Regions from separate parts of the Homo sapiens genome. Here all the other regions are linked to region 3. The links are chromatin loops, found by intact Hi-C in ENCODE. Cell type or tissue: chondrocyte. All regions are shown on one strand. Region 1 has its middle 24 kb from the start of PNMA3. Region 2 overlaps ATP2B3 (ATPase plasma membrane Ca2+ transporting 3). Region 3 overlaps PNCK (pregnancy up-regulated nonubiquitous CaM kinase).

Region 1 (5,000 bases), 640 kb after region 3:
ACCCTGCTCTGTCTTTATTTAATGCTCAGCTTCTTGAATACAAATCCACTAAGCTGGTGTGTAGCTAAAATAAACAATCCTCCTGTTCTCCATATTGGTCTCTCCAGTCCTCAATTTCCCACAACAATAGGTTTAGGAGGGGACAAACATTCAAACCACAGCAGCTTCTTATCCTCTTTCCTTGACCAGCTGAAATGGAAAGGAATGCCTTCATCAAACCAATGGCCACATACTATGCACCTAAGGCCTTATAAATCTATTTGAGCAATGATACTGTGTCTGGTACACAGCATCTGCAACTGGGATTACTACTTGATAAAGCATGAGGTAGTGTACACTCATTCTCCAGAATTCATCCAATTTCTACAGGGGACAGAACTGGCGGATAAAATGGAGATATGATGGGGACCACCATACCTGTTAATACATCCTAGAGGTCTTTAAAGTGGCTCTAACCTCCATTATGCCTCCTGCAAAATTGTTTTTAAGGTCACCTTCAGAGGCAGATAGATCCCCACTCAAAAATTGGCTAGGATGTTAAGACTGATGACACCACATACACACCAAGAGGACAAGAAAAGTTTCACTACTTATGTAATTGAGGGTTTTCAGGAGAGGGGAGCAGTCATCTCCAGCAATTCCAAAATGGCTTCTGGAAGCAAAGGAAGGAGAGTGGCCTAGGTTTTCACTGAGGTTAGAAGTGGGGGGCCAAGATGAGAATTCCCACATGGAGACAGGAAATTGCATGGTTTGAATTTCCTTCATGCAGCAAAGAAGGGAGCATGCAGGCTTTTTTGCCAACTTGCTCAGAGGTAAGTTACAATGGGAAAAGGAAAGGTCAGTTTCTAGGGAGAATAAAGACTGAGGCAGGTGCTTCTCCAAGCACTGCTGCTGCTCTGGGAAAGGGAGGATCTTAGTTACTTGAAAGTTAAACTTTAAAGTGGCCCGTGCTCTGCCTGGCCTTCAGTCAGGAAGGGGTTATATGCTAGAAGGAATATAAAGTACGGCCAAAAGACAAAACCACTGTGAAAAGAGATGACATTGGGCTTTCTCAGGTGCTTGGAACCCATGCCAGCACAGAAATTGCTTGACTTCGTATAAGCAGACCAGGAAGATACTGTGGACATAGACCAGACTGGGCAACAGAGCAAGACTGTGTCAAAAAAAAAAAAAATGACAATGGGAAAGTCACAACTGTGCTGTCACTCCCTGTGTAATAATTGAGCTTTCGTTGAATGATACTGAGGGCCTGTCCAGGCAGGAGTAAGAATGTTAGATTTCCAAATATACTGTTTGGGGTGCCATCACAAGCATCAAGGAGGCAGGAGATGGTATACCATACTGGACAGTTTAGGAGACATTTTGAGTATCAAAATGCATCAGCCCCCCATCCTTCACCTTTGGACTCATGCCAGAGCAACAGAGCCAGCAGGCTTGCTAACTGTTGACAGAAGGAGCACATCACAAACTGGAAGCGGTAGAGTGTAATGAAAGCAGCACGGGTCCCAGAATTAAGAAGTCTGGTTCTGCAATTTTGTAACCAGAGCAGTTCCCACCAATCTCTTGTCCTTGGTTTCTACCTTTAAACAAAGAGAGACTTCATGATCTCTGGGGCTAGGGAAAGTAAGGCTCCACTGCCCTGCAGGATGTCAGGATGACGCCACCCCCATGGCGCTCCCTCATCAAACTCCTAGGGAACAAAGTCCCTCCTCACTGAGCCCCACAGACGAGCCCCGGTCAGCCCAAGGGCCCAGCATGGTTGGAGGGTCCAGCTGCCCTCCCTGTCTGCACGTCCACACCCCCTTACCCTGGACAGCCCTGACGACCGTTGTCTGGTGTCCCAGAGCCATGGCCGCCAGGGCTCCCTGCGAAACAAGCTCAGGCCACAGGAGCCCCGTTCGGCCCCCGCGGGACCGCGCTCCCTCCCGCCGGCGACGGTCCACGCGCGGTCACCCCAAGGCCACTCTGGCCACGGCTGCAGACCTTGAGCGTGGGAAGGGGCAGCCAGCTCCTCGGGCCCATTCGTGATCCTCGGGCGTCCTCTGGCGGCCAGAGCGGGCGTGACCTCAGGAGAATCCCCGCCGAGGCCGAACTCGCCCCGATGGCCGTTTCGCTTTGTGGACGGTCGCATTTTCCCAGCGGGCACTGCGACCGACTGTGACTGTGGTTCCGGGTATGGTGGTTGCACGCCTGTGGTCCCAGCTAGTCGGGAGGCTGAGGCGGGAGAATCGCTTGAGCCCAGGAGGTCGGGGTTGCAGTGAGCTATGACAGCGCCACTACACTCCACCCTGGGCAACAGAGCGAGACCATTTCTCAAAAAGAATAAAATGACAACCGGAAATATACGACCGTGCTGTCGCGGCTGCAGGAAATGGCGGCGTGCCCAGGCGCACTCATGACGGCTGCGTGCTCGTCAAGGTGCACAGGCGCGCACGCGTAGCGTACACTGGTGAAAGTTGCGCATTTGGACAGGCGACACGTCCTGCGCCCGCTACCCAGACTCTGGGGAAGGCAAGGGGTGCCGCTCTGTTCTACTCCTTTTCCTTATCCATCTCTTCTGTCTTTCCAAAGAGATGGTGAAAGCTCCACACACAGGATAAACATGAGGAACTGAGGAACAGTTAAAAAGATGTCTATGCTAGAGCTTCAACCCAGGCCTCCGCCCCAGCCTGCTGTCCCCTGCCTGCCCTTCCACGTCTTATGCACTTCGTTCTGGGAGCCTCCATGCATGCCCTGGGGAGCAAGCCACACATTGCCCTCGCACGGCAGTGTTCCGTCAACTGGCACCATCCAGCATGTTCAGCTTGGTTTCTTTCCTCATCCTCATAAGCCACTGACTCTGGGTTGGAACCACCATCGCAGTTAGGTCATTCTCTACAATCGCTGGCCTACTATGCCCTGACCGTATCCCAGTGAGCACAATAGGGTCAGAATTCCAGGCCACTGTTGTCCCCCAACTTCCATTTTATCCCAAAGAGACCTTTCCCACTAGTTTCCCACAGCAGAGGCGAGACCGGCTGGAAAATGGAATGAAATTTATTGAAGAGAAACGTGTACCGAAATCACTGAAAAGAAGGGAACCACAACACAGAGAGAAACTGCAAACAGCCACTACAGGACACAGGTCCTAGGATCCCTCCTCCTGGGGTTCCTGGCAAGGCGCCTCGTCTACCCCCGTCCTGCTGCCGACCCCACTGCTACCTCCCTCCTTCCCGAGGGCCCCAGGGCCCGCCTCTTGCCAGGACGTGGACTCTGGCAGTGTCCACCGGCTTCAGGGAGCCCCCTCCCAAGCCCATCTGCTGGGGCAGGGCCCTGCCCTATAGTCATCACAGACAGTCACAGGACACCAGTAAACACAGCAGGGAACAGCCCACCAGGTCGAGGAAACAGTCACAAGTAACAACAGGGGTGGAATGCCAAAGCATAAAGCTCTCCTGGGAGCCTCAGGCAGGGCAGCCCCACTCCGTCCCGGGTCCGGCTCTTCCTCCCACAGTCATGGTTACCATCGTGGTCACAGGGTGAGCATTGGCCGCGCCCTGGTTCCTCCTTCCCGCCATCTCCTGGGTCTGTGCTGGGGGCCTCCGGGGAGGAGCAGCTCAGAGAAGAACACACACAGCTCCACGAGAACAAGCAGCCACTGGCCTAGATCTACACCAGGAAAGCAGAGGTGGTGTTTAAGATGCAGGACAGACAGCAGTGAGCAGAACCTGGGCTCACAGGAAGCTCACAGCACATGCCCCGGGCCTAGTGGCGGCCGCCCGGGTGGGTGCACAACACACAACTTTGCACAGGAACGACAGCTAGCAGTGGGTGGGCGTCTGCTGGGCGCGTGGGTCACTACGGGGCCTAAACAGGTGAGGGTGGGCTTCCCAGAACAGGGGGCAGCCTGCCCCGGGGACGGCAAATGGGGCAACCCTCTTGGGAGACCCAGGCAGCTGGCACCCTTGAGAGGACCTCTTTCCCCTGTCTCTCCCAACCCAGGACAAGGGGTGGGGGACAGACATCTTCAGGTGCCCCCACCCAGGTCGCAGCTGGCCACTCAGGGCTCCCTCCTGGCCAGCCCCCCAGAGACGGCAGGGTTTGGGGCTGGGGCTGGGTGCAGCACTGGGTGCAAAGCAGGGGTGCCTCCCCCAACCCCATTTGGTATCAACGTGGTCATCTGGGTCACCGGGAAGGGCTGATGGTGGTGGCCAGGGCCCTTTGGAGGGAGGTGGGGGGCCCCGATCCTGATGTGGGATGAGGGACCAGCCCTGGCCTGGCCTCCCCACTGCCTCCAGGATGCTGCGGCCTGAGAGGAGAGGAGGCCCTGGGGCCCTCTGAGCCTATTTGCCTGGGGAGGATTTGGGCTGACCAACCTTCCTGGCCCCATCCTCATTTTCCAACTCCTCCAGTATGAACATAAGACCCCCTTGGGTCGGGGGGCTCCTCAGCCTCCTGGCCTCCTGCCTGGACAAGACCCTCTGGCTCCTTCGAGGCCTGCAGGGGCATTTTCACCTTCCCTAATGGCAGGGGTGCTCCTGGCGGCCTCTTTGGTGGCAGGAGCAGTCTCAGCAGCATCTTCCACGCCAGGGTCAGCCTGGCTGGCGTCTTCCTGGGCTGAGGAGGCCTGAGCAGCATCTCCACAGGCAGGAGCTGCCTGGGCGGCAACTGGATCTTCACTTTCCACTGTGGCCACTGGCCAGGCCACAACATGCTGGCTCCTCACTGGGGAGGCCGCCCACGCCTCCATCTCCTGGATGAGCTGAAGCAGCCCCAGGAAGTAGGGCGGCCTCCTCTCCAGTGCATCCCCCTCAGGGTATTCTGGAGTGCTTCGCCAGGGCAGGCCTGAGGCTGCACCTACCGCAGTCACAGGTGGTTGGCCAGGGCCGGGCAGACGGCCCCCTTCTCCAGGGCCATCTGCAGCAGGCCTTCCAGGCATACCAGGAAGGCAAAGGGCCCCTGCGTTCAGGTCAGGAACTTCAGCCTGGAAGTCATTCGAGGGTCCCGGTTTCCAAACGCCT
Region 2 (5,000 bases), 130 kb after region 3:
AGCTTCGGCCTCGCCCTCATCTTCTGCGCCTCCCGACACATTCCCACAGGCTGTGCGGAGGACAGAAGGGAAGCAGTGGAGGAGACATCACCATCCTGTGACCGTCCCTCATCTCAAGCCCCATTCCTCTTCCTCCTTCCAGCCCAGGCCCCCGGGCCTTACCTTCACTCTCCTCTCCTGGCGGCGCATAGAACGAGAGGCCCAGAGAGACGATGGCAGCCACCTCCAGGATGATGAGGGTCACGTCCTGCAGGGCCTCCCACACCAGCTGCAGGAAGGTCTTGGGTTGCTTTGGGGGGATGAAGTTCTGCCCGTAGATCTGCCTGCGCTTCTCCAGGTCATTGGTGTTGTCCGCCAGGCCTGCATGGTGCCCCGGAAGCACAGAAGGGGAGGATGGGATGGGACGGGTCGGCCTTGTGTGTCCCAGGCCTCCTATGTGGCCCTGACTGACTGCTCCTGGGGTGGCAGCAGCCCTCTGGGGCCGTCTGGCCAGCGCCTGGCTCTCCCTCTAGACAGGAGCCTTTCTGCAGACTGCTGGGGGTGTGCACGTGGGAGTGAGCATGCGGCTCTCTGGCTGCTGTCATGGGGAGTCCCTAGCCATCCTCCTCCTGACACACAGATGACAAAACAGGCCAGGAGGCTCCTGGACTCCAGCGGGTCCCAGGTCCCTGTGCTTTCCTGGCCACCTCCACACTACCGCTGAGGGGGCACTGGAAGGCAGGGGACAGGACCCAACAAGGGGGCACAGAGGGGACCCAGCAGGGTATGTCCAGGTCAACAAGGGTTGCTAGGAGACAGGACAGAAGAGTATAGCCAATGGTCCCCTGGGGAGGAGAGCGAGTGTCCAGGGGACTTTAGTGGAGACATGGGGAGGGCCACCAATCAGGGGAGGCTGGGATGGCACCAGATGCCAAAGACTAGGCCAGGGCTCTGTGCCTGTCAGGAAACACCTCTCTAGCTCCCAGCCTATGAATTCCCTGAGCAGGCTTGTCACCAACACCCCCCTCCCCAGCTCTGTAAGATGGGGCCAGCCGGTCCCAAAGACTGGCAGTGTCACACAGCCCAACCTGTGGGGGCAGGGACAGCCTGCAAAGAGGGTGGGCAGGGCCCGAGGGATTGGGGCATGAGCACGGCCAGTGCCGAGGAATCAGCAGTCTCCAGGGTGCCTGTGGCTGCTGGCAACAGGGAGCGGAGGCTTACTTTCCAGAAGTTTCTCGGGGAAGAAGCAGTGGGGAGGGAGCATGAGAGCTAATGGGAGATGCAAGTTCTTGGGTCCAGAGACCCAAAGAAGAAGAACGGTGTCACGCGAGGAGAGAGAGAGGCACGGGAATGGGAGTGGGTTCCTGGTGGGGAACAGGCGGGGAGAAGCCAAACCGGAGTCACGGTGCTGAGGGAGGGGACTGGGAAGTCTTCAAGCCTTTTCTGGGCTGCATGGCCTCGCAGGGGTCGGGGAGACACTGCCCACCCTGGGCTGCTCATCAGCTGCTCTCTGCAGGGTGCAGACAAGGCCACTGAGGCCGGAGGTGGAGAGGGCCCTGTAACCATGAGTCAGAGCTCTGGCCTGTGGCCCAGGTCAGGACAGAACCTACGCTGCCCGACAGGACCCGGTGAGCACAGGGCCCTCAGGACCCAGCAGCCTTGGTTCTAATGCAACTCCAGCACCAACTTTGATCCCTCAGCCAGGGCTCACAGCTTGTCTACATGGCGACTTGAATGACACCCAAAGCCACTCAGAAGCCCCCAAATTGGCTTTGCCTTCACAATCAGAGCCACCTGTCCCTATCCAATTCTGTCACTTGTCATCCTTGAGGACGCTTACTTCTCAGTCTTCCTTGGCCTGAAGGTACTGGAAGCTTACGTGCGTGACTGGCATCCGGGCCTGGACACCCACTCAGCCACCTTCTACCGGGGCAGGCATGTGGGATGACACCCTCCTCTGGCCCCACCCTTGGCCCCAGGATTCTCAGCCCCGGCTGATCCCGAGGAGCCCTCCCGGGCGCTCACCCGGCGCCCAGTGCTGTCGCGGCCGTGACCAGACCCACACTGACACCTGGTGGACAGACAGCAGCTTGCAGCTCCCAGCCCTGGGCAGCTGGGCTCACGCCTGCCATCTGCTGCAGGGACGGGATGACCAGAGAGCCCAGCCCCAGCCCATGGGGCACTCACAGTGGGTCTGGGAAGGCACACAAGACCCTCCAGATGACTGGAGAACAGGCGCATGCTAACCTTGGGGCTTCTGAGGAGGGGCAGGGGTAGCCCTGGCCGCAGTGGAACAGAAGCTGCCGCCCGCACAACCGTGGCTCATTCACCCCAGCTAGGCGACGGCCACATGGCGTCCTCCCCACCCAGAAGAGCCGCAGCTGTCCGTGCCTCTCTGCCCCTGGCTCAGGTTTCTTCAGGAGCCAAAGGCCTCTTGCTGAGGCCCGAGCCTGCCCCAATCGGGAGCCTGGGGTTAACGCACGACCTCAGCTCCTGGGTGGTGGGGAGGGGGCTGGGGACCAGGGACCCAACTGAGGGGTGTGCACCTCGCTCTGGACTGGGACTGTCTCCTGGAATTACAGGAGCTAAGCCAGGTGGGGACAGTACTAGGGAGTACAAGACCCCCCAAGTGACTTAAGAAGAAGCACGTGCTAACCGTGGGGCTTCTGCGGAGGGAGAGGAGCAGGGGAGGGCTCCCCAGACACCTGGGGTCTCCACTGCCCTTAGCCTGGAGCCTCCATGCGAGTCTCTCTCCTGCCTGCCCCTCCTCACATGCCCAGTTTGTCCCTGAGAGCAGCCGGGACCCCTGGCCCATTCCCCAGGAGCTCCCTCGCCCTCGCCAGCCTCTCCCTTGGCCTTGACCTGCCCTTGCAGCTGTAGCCTTGCTCGTTTCTCCTTAGCCTTCCTGTGGGCTCGGGGTCCCGACGGCTGCCCCACTGCAGCACCCATTGACGGGGAGGAGGAACACAGCTGCGGCCCCTCTGGCTCTGAGCACATGCTTCCCCAGCAGGCCCGAGGGCAGTCCAGGTCCAGGGCATGGGGGCAGGGGCTGGCCGGTTGGCATGGACACAGATGGGCGGCCTGCCCGGAGCAGAGGCCAGATGCCATCAGAATTGGATTAGGAGCATCTCGTGTCGGCTCCCAGCGAATCCGCCCCCTCCTTTCCAGAACTGCCTGTGGAGCCCAGAGGGGCACTGGGCGGGGCCAGGTTCCCGGGCGAACCCACCTCTGAGTTCAGCCTGAGACCCAGGTTTCCTGACAACAGCAGCGCGGTTTCCAGGATGGGTTCTGGAATCCTCTTGGAGTGCTCCCAAGACAGGGAGGGCAGTGGATTGATGAGTGTACCGCCAGAAGATAAAGTCCCCTTCCCGCAATGCACTATGCGCCATAAAGCACCTGCCCCACGGGGGAGTGCCTGCCTCCTGGGCAGCCCCACGTCTGCCCACCTTGTCAGGGGATTGGCATGGGGCTTGGGGCACAACAAAGCCAGCTGCCCCCGTGGCTCAGGCCCTTGTGTCTGAGGAGGACTGAGGGGCAGGCAGGTCTGAGCACCAGGGTCCGGGTGCACGGCCGGGCTAGGGGATGCGGGGAGCGAGTCACCCGCTCCTGGCACCCAGACAGCTCAAGCCCGACAGCTCCAGCCCGAGGACCTTGAGGGTTGAAGAGGGGAGGGGCCGGTCCTCTGCTGCTCATTCTGTGGGCAGCAGATCCAGGCCTGGCCGGCTCCCTGCACTGTGGCCTTGGGGACCCAGGTGCTTGGAAGCCCGTCAGAGGCCAAGCCACCCACCTGTGCACCTGCCCTTCTCCGTGCCCCTGCCTCCACAGGCACGCAAGAGCTCCTGAGCTCCATGGCAGAATCGGGCAGGTTCCCAGGGGCCTTGACATTTTAAATATTTAACAAGGCCTGGCAGACAGGGGAAGAGCAGACAGCTGAGGCCCATCTGCTTCCTTTGATCTGGGAGAGGCCAGAGCTCTTGTGGATAAATGGCCCTCCACAGCCTCCTCGGGGGCTGGGCAAGGAGGAGGGAAGGCAAGAGATGCTCGGGAGCAGAGCCAAGGCATCAGCCCCAGCAGCAGCTGCACCGTGAGGGCGTGTGCGGCGGCGAGGCCGGGTGTCACGGGCGCATCAGCTCCAGGGCACAAAGCTAGGGAGACCCAGGCAGACCCTGGAGTTCCTGACCTGGCCCGCAGCCCCCCTCCTCCATCTTCACTCCTCCCTGCAGCCTGAGTGCCACCTGCAGACAGACGGGGCCGAGGCCGGAGCCACAAGAGAACAGTCTCTGGGTTGAGGGTGAGGGCAGAGCGGGAGGCTGGAGGTGCCAAGGAGCCTCACGGCTGGGAGCAGAGGAGATGGGTGGGCCCAGGCGTTGCCCAGATGGGCAGCAGATCAAATCAGCCCGCACTGGCTGGGGAACAGGCCTGGCACTAGGCTGGGATAGCCCCAGCAGCCCTGCCAGGCACGCAGCGCCAGAGAATGCTGTGGCTCCTGGAATCTGGGGCTGGGCCTGGCTCCTGGGGGTCCCCGCTTCATGGCAGACCGCAGCAACCAGGGCTGGGCAGGCCTCACAAGGCCGGGTGGAACATTGCCTCCCACAGGGATAGTCAGGCCTCCGCCCCAGATCTTTCTAGACAGTGCTCACCGGGCTTTCTAGAGCCTCCCTCAGCAGTGAGACCGACACTACCCTGGGCTTGTGCCTCTTTGGGACAGCCTGTGGCCAGTCAGTGCCACCTCTGATCAGCACTCTGGGCCTCCCGTGACCCAGCTTCGGTCACCCCTTCCTGCCAGACCCAAATGGCTTGTGCCATCCCCAGGCCATCCTCTCTCTTCCCAGGAGAGGCCCCGGTCACCCGAAACTCCGAAGGCTTGCACCCTGCATCCCTTCCTCCTGTTCTGATCCCCCTTAAGTGAACACAGGGTTGAGCACACCGGAAATCCCCAAATATACAGATGGGGCTGTCTTCCTCCTCCCTGCCCTGCCCTGCCCTGTTCCTCGGAAGGGTTTCTGTTTGGGGCCCATTCC
Region 3 (5,000 bases):
CCACAGCCACTCAGGCCTCCGTGCTGGCCAGCCCCCCAAGTGGTGATGCCCAGGTGTGTTTGGGTGGACCCTGCACGCCCAGGAGCTGGCTCCTTGGAGAGCTTAGAGGGTGGTGGCGCTCCATGTGGCCAAGAGCTAAGTGGGGTGGCCCCCACAGGCCAGAGGACTGAAGGCAGAGAGCAGAGGGAGGAGCCAGGGCCCCAGGAGAGGTGGAAGGACAGGGAGGGCCAGTGGGTGCTTGACATTGGGCAAGGGGGTGCAGGGGGAGAGGGCCTCTAAGAAGTCCGGGATTTGACCGAGGCGGGGGGTGGGGGCACAGGGCTGGCAGGCCGGCTCCTGACTACCCCCTTTCCCTCTGCTTCTCCCTCTCAGGCAGATGCCGAGGCCAAGTGGACTGACCCCCAGATTTCCTTCCCTTGGATGCTTTCGGTCCCCTCCCCCAACCCCTCCCCCTGGGGCTGGCCTCTGCTGGATTTTGAGATTTGAGGGTGTGGCGCATGGCGCTGGGGTTGGAATGGGGCACCCCCAAGTCTGTCCCCAGGCTCTGCCCTGCCTGGGGGCAGTGGCTCCCCTCCCCTGTTGCCTCTCCCGCCCCTGCCCCCCCCGCCCCGCCAAAAGCCGAGGGGGTGCTGGCAGGCGGGCCTCAGGGGCTGTCTTTCCTGCACGGCTGTTGTGTGCTTCGCTGAGTGTGGGTGGTCCTGCTTGTGTCATGGTCATGGCCTTCCAGCCCCCTCCAGTTTTCCCCAAACCAATAAAGAAAGATACAGCAATGGGCCAGTGGTGACCTGGGGGTGCGGCGAGTGTGGAGGGGACCTGGTCACTTGTGGGAAGGAAACCAATGAGAGCCTGCCACACGGCTTCGCCCACTGCCACCTGAACCTCTGCTTCCCCAGACAAGTTTCCAACTGTCCAAAAACTTCCTGTCCCCTCCCCCCAAAGCACCAACAAGTGGCAGCGTGGCCGGGCAGCTCTGCCACCCCAGAGGTGTAACTGCCCAGCCTTGGGGTCCTGGGACAAAGTGGAGGCAGCGCACGCCTGCTGGGCTGCCAGCAGGGGGCGCAGTCAGGAGGCTGAGTGCTGGCTCCAGACCCCCAGGGATGTGCTCCAGTGCCCCTGCCATGCAGGGCCGGGCCTGGGGTGCCTCAGCCAGGTGCCTGGGACTGGGAAGGGCTCACAGGTGCATGGAGGGCGACCAGAGCCCAGGACTGTCACCTTCCATCCCTCCCTCCCTTCCCTTTCTTGATGGCCAGAGGCCATCTTGTCGAGCAGAAGAGTAGGGGACCCCAGGGTCAGGGGGTGAGAGGAGCTCCTTGTCCAGGAGAGGGCGACACAGGGCCCTCTTCCCCTCTGCTGTGCGGGGGCTTTGGAACCCTCAGGCTCCAGGCTGGGGTAGACCTGGGCTGGCAGCTGGGGCTCTGGGAGCAGTGGCAGCTTGGCGGTGGCTTCTGAAGTGGAGAGCCGTGGCCTGTCCTCTGGTCTGAGTGGCCCCAGCCCCACCAACCTCCATTTTGGAGGGGCCAGGGCTCCAGAGCCCTGCCTTGCTGGGTCCCAAAGCTCTGCTGGCCCCTCTAGGCCTTTCTCTTGGGCCCATCAGGGGAAGACCCCTAGAGCCACTTCTTGGCCCCAGCGAGAGTTCCAGGCAAGCTGGCCACCCCTCCCTCCACTCTGAGACCCTTGCTCCCTGCCAGCCCTCAGAGTGTAAGCCTGATGACCCATGGCTTGACTGGCGAGAATGGTAGAGAAGATCACTCTCCTTGTTGAACTTTGGGCCCCAAAGGGAGGCGGTGAGGCTCAAACCAAGGCTGGCCTGGGTCTTGTGGGTGAAGGCTGGAGTGGGGTTCAGGGTTGGAGCCAGGGGACCTGGCTTCCACCAGGGAGAGCAGGCTGGAGGTGGGTGGGCAGCCTCCTCCTCCATCCCCACAGCCGCTCCCAGGCCATCCTTCGCTCCAGGCTTTGGGCCCCACAGGGGACCTCAGTCAGCCAGTACCACGGCTTCCTCGCCTCCAAGACCTGTCCCACCTGCCCTCACCCCTACGTGGGGCCTTGTTGCCTGTGGGCACCCCTGCTGTGGGCCCCCCTTCCCATCTTCTCTGTTGTTCACACTGGACTCCCACGATACCTACTTGCTGTTGTTTTGGTCAGATGTTGACTGAGCCTCTACTCTGGGCCAGGTGCTGGGCACTGACCTGGGCCTATCAGAAGAGGCGCCTGCCCTCCAGGAGGACGCCCTCTATTGGAGGGGTGGTTTTACGGGGATGATAAAAATGATCTTTGTGGGTCTGGGAGCAATGAGCAGGAGTGCCAGAGCCAGCCTTACAGAAGAAACCGGCACTCGCTCAGAACAGCCAGCTCTTCCAGTCCAGGCACGTGGCCAGATCGCTTCGGCTTGGAGCTTAAGCCAGCTCTGGGCTGCCTTGACACAGGGTGCAATATGGCCTCCCGTCAGCAGGGGGAGCCACGGCCCCATCTTTAGACGTCCATTAGCCTCCCTAGTTCCTTCAGCACCCTGGGCAGCCTCTCAAATCCATTCCTCTCCGCGACTGCCCCTACCCCACACCCTGCAAATCCTGCCTTGGGGAAGTCCAACCTTGGGGGAGAGGTCCTGCCCATCTGTGATAGGGGCGAGAGGGGGAACCCCCAGGTCAAGCAGAGGCGGCACCCCTCCTTCATCCCTCCGAGACCGCATATGAGGAAGGCAGTTTGGGTCACCTAGGCAGTGGGATGGCAGCCTGGGAGAGAGAAAGGACTGGTTTAGCCAAAGGCAAAAGGTGGTGTGTGTGTGTGAAGTGATGGCAAGGGAGCTGTGCTGGACACTGTGAGGGCTTCTCAGGCTCAGGGCTGGTGCTGAGGCTGGCAGCAAGAGGAACGGGCCAGACCAAGCCTGGCAGGGGAAGGAGCTGGAGCTGTAGTCTAGGAGCAGTGGGGAGCCATCGAAGGGGTTTGTAGCCAGAGAGCATCCTTGCCCAGTGTGGGTTAGGTGCTGAGCCGGGGCCGGCTGCTAGGAATTGGGGTGTCTGGAACCAGACCAGAATTGAGGGTCAGGGGAACCCTGGTGGGCATCACAAAAGGAAGCTGTCTCTGCTGTTCTGGGCCACACAGGGTGGGTCACGTGCTCTATCTTGAAGCAAACCTGTGGGTAGCGGAGTTTCAAGGGAAGCTCAACCTGTGGGTCCACCCTAGGGACAGGGAGACACGGAGGTGGTCCTAGGAGCTCTTTGGGAGTCATGTGGACAGGTCTTGGTGATGGGTTGCAGGTGGGGAATGAAGCGGGGGGATCCAGGTAGATCATGTTTCTGGCAGCAGAACATTCATCAAGAAGAGTTCAACGGGCATTACTTTGGGGGAGGAGTAATGAGATTGATTCTGGATGTGGTGAGTTCGAGGTGCCTGACGGGCATGAAAGTAGACTTACTTTTCACCCTTCTCTTTGCAAATATGTATCTAGCATTGTATCTGGTATTTCTGGAAGGCTTATTCCTTTTAATAAAAAGAACACTGATCCCTCGAGCCCAGGAGTTCGAGACTAGCCTGGGTAAGATGGCGAGAACCCACCTTTACAAAAAAAAAAAAAAAAAAAAAGCATGCTAGTAACGACTCTTTATTGAAGAGCTTTCCATGTATTAACTTGAACCTCACCTGTGAGATAGCTGCTATCATGATCATCATCCCCACTTCACATATGGAGAAACTGAGGCATACAGAGGCTAAGTGAGCCAAAGCCATACAGCTTGTGGCACAGTGAGGATTTGAACCCACACTCTGCCACTGCATCCTCTTGCTTGCATCCATGCAAGCGAGGTCTTGCTTGGGACATGATTGTGTGGGGAATTGAAGAAAACAAGGCGGCATTCTTTCCCCACTTCTCTTTGTGAATGCAAACTCTGTGTGTCTGAAGGAAAGAGAACCCTGGGCTGGGGGAACCCACGCTGGATTTGAGTTGGGGTCTTGCAGATGGTTTGTGTTGCCATTTTTTTTTTTTTTTTTACGAGATGAGGTCTCACTGTGTTGCCCAGGCTGGAGTGCAGTGGCTATTCACTTCACAAGTGTGATCCTACTACTGATCAGCACACGAGTTTTGACCTACTCCGTTTCCGACCTGGGCTGTTTCACCCCTCCGCAGGCAACCTAGTGGTCCTCTGCTCCCAGAATATTGATGCTGAACTTAGTACGGACACCTGATGGACATAGCACACTACAGCCCAGAACTCCTGGGCTCAAGTCATCCCCAACCTCCCGAGTAGCTAGGACTACAGGTGTGAGCCACCATGCCACCTGGCTTGTGTTGCCTTTAAGCTCCTCTGTGCCTCAATTTTATGTCCTGTTAAGTGGGAACCAGGGAGGTCTTTGCACAGTGGTGGAAATGGGGCATGGGAGCTGGGCCCTACAAAGATCCCTTTGGAGTTCGGTGTGAGCGATGGCCTGGAAGTGGGGCAGGGCAGGGCTGGTGGCTGGGAGACAAGCCTGAACCATGTGGAGAACAAGGCAAGAGATGTGGGACTACTGGAAAGATGGAGCTTGGTCATCGACTCAATGGGGGTGGTGGGGGGGTTGTGAGGGAGTTGAGGATGCTGCCAGGGAACCCGGGAGAGCAACAGGTCTGTTGAAGAGACGAAGTGACCAAGTCGGGCCCCCTGGCCAGGCGGTGGCTGAGTTGGCACTATAAGCCACATGTTTCTTCCTGCCAGGCACTGTCTGGGCATGTGGCAACCATGTTCTCCACCCCACCCCAGCTTCATCCACGGATCCCTATCACTAGCCCCAACACCAGGTGGGCAAGATAAGAAGTATGGAATGTTTCAGAAATAACAAAGAATCCCGTCTGGTTGAGGGAGGTTGTGAGAGGAGGTGGGTAGAGATCAGCCTGGAAAGTGAACTTTCTCAAGAGGGCACTGGGAGCCACGGACGTTTTAAACAGAACAAGTGACAGGATCTGATTTTTGCTTTAAGATAATTTTTCAATATTTTTCAACCCTATTATCTGCCCCCTTTTGAGAAATAGA

What was found. Peaks named below come from ENCODE experiments on the same cell type or tissue, not always from the same donor. Only the 100,000 strongest peaks of a DNase experiment are listed, where the experiment ranks them.
Region 1: a loop joins it to region 3, with 6 times the contacts of the local background. A loop is called at or near these places in 16 of 110 quality-filtered maps.
Region 2: it touches region 3 in a loop (7-fold over the local background); 45 of 110 quality-filtered maps call a loop at or near these places.

What each region holds. Positions count from the first base shown.
Region 1 is chrX:153,029,869-153,034,868 of GRCh38, reverse strand. It overlaps the pseudogene LOC112268308. Among named protein-coding and RNA genes, the nearest start is that of PNMA3, 24 kb to the left of the region's middle. In chondrocyte, a CTCF peak has its summit at 2,023 (motif pointing left); DNase peaks (open chromatin) are centred at 1,790, 2,068, 3,921, 4,788 and 2 weaker places.
Region 2 is chrX:153,536,719-153,541,718 of GRCh38, reverse strand. It overlaps ATP2B3 (ATPase plasma membrane Ca2+ transporting 3), which reads right to left. Exons shown (of 22, transcript NM_001001344.3): 4 at 163-360; 5 at 1-50. Among named protein-coding and RNA genes, the nearest start is that of ATP2B3, 22 kb to the right of the region's middle. In chondrocyte, CTCF peaks have their summits at 1,875 and 2,076 (motif pointing left); no DNase peak of the experiment used is centred here.
Region 3 is chrX:153,665,503-153,670,502 of GRCh38, reverse strand. PNCK (pregnancy up-regulated nonubiquitous CaM kinase) reads left to right here. Exons shown (of 12, transcript NM_001366977.1): 11 at 1-53; 12 at 373-770. The coding sequence ends at 46. It also overlaps the pseudogene RN7SL687P. Among named protein-coding and RNA genes, the nearest start is that of PNCK, 5.8 kb to the left of the region's middle. RefSeq lists a silencer at 965-1,014 and enhancers at 2,224-2,723, 2,724-3,225. In chondrocyte, CTCF peaks have their summits at 842, 1,045 (motif pointing right), 2,232 (motif pointing left) and 2,431 (motif pointing right); DNase peaks (open chromatin) are centred at 2,452, 2,842, 4,412, 4,662 and 3 weaker places.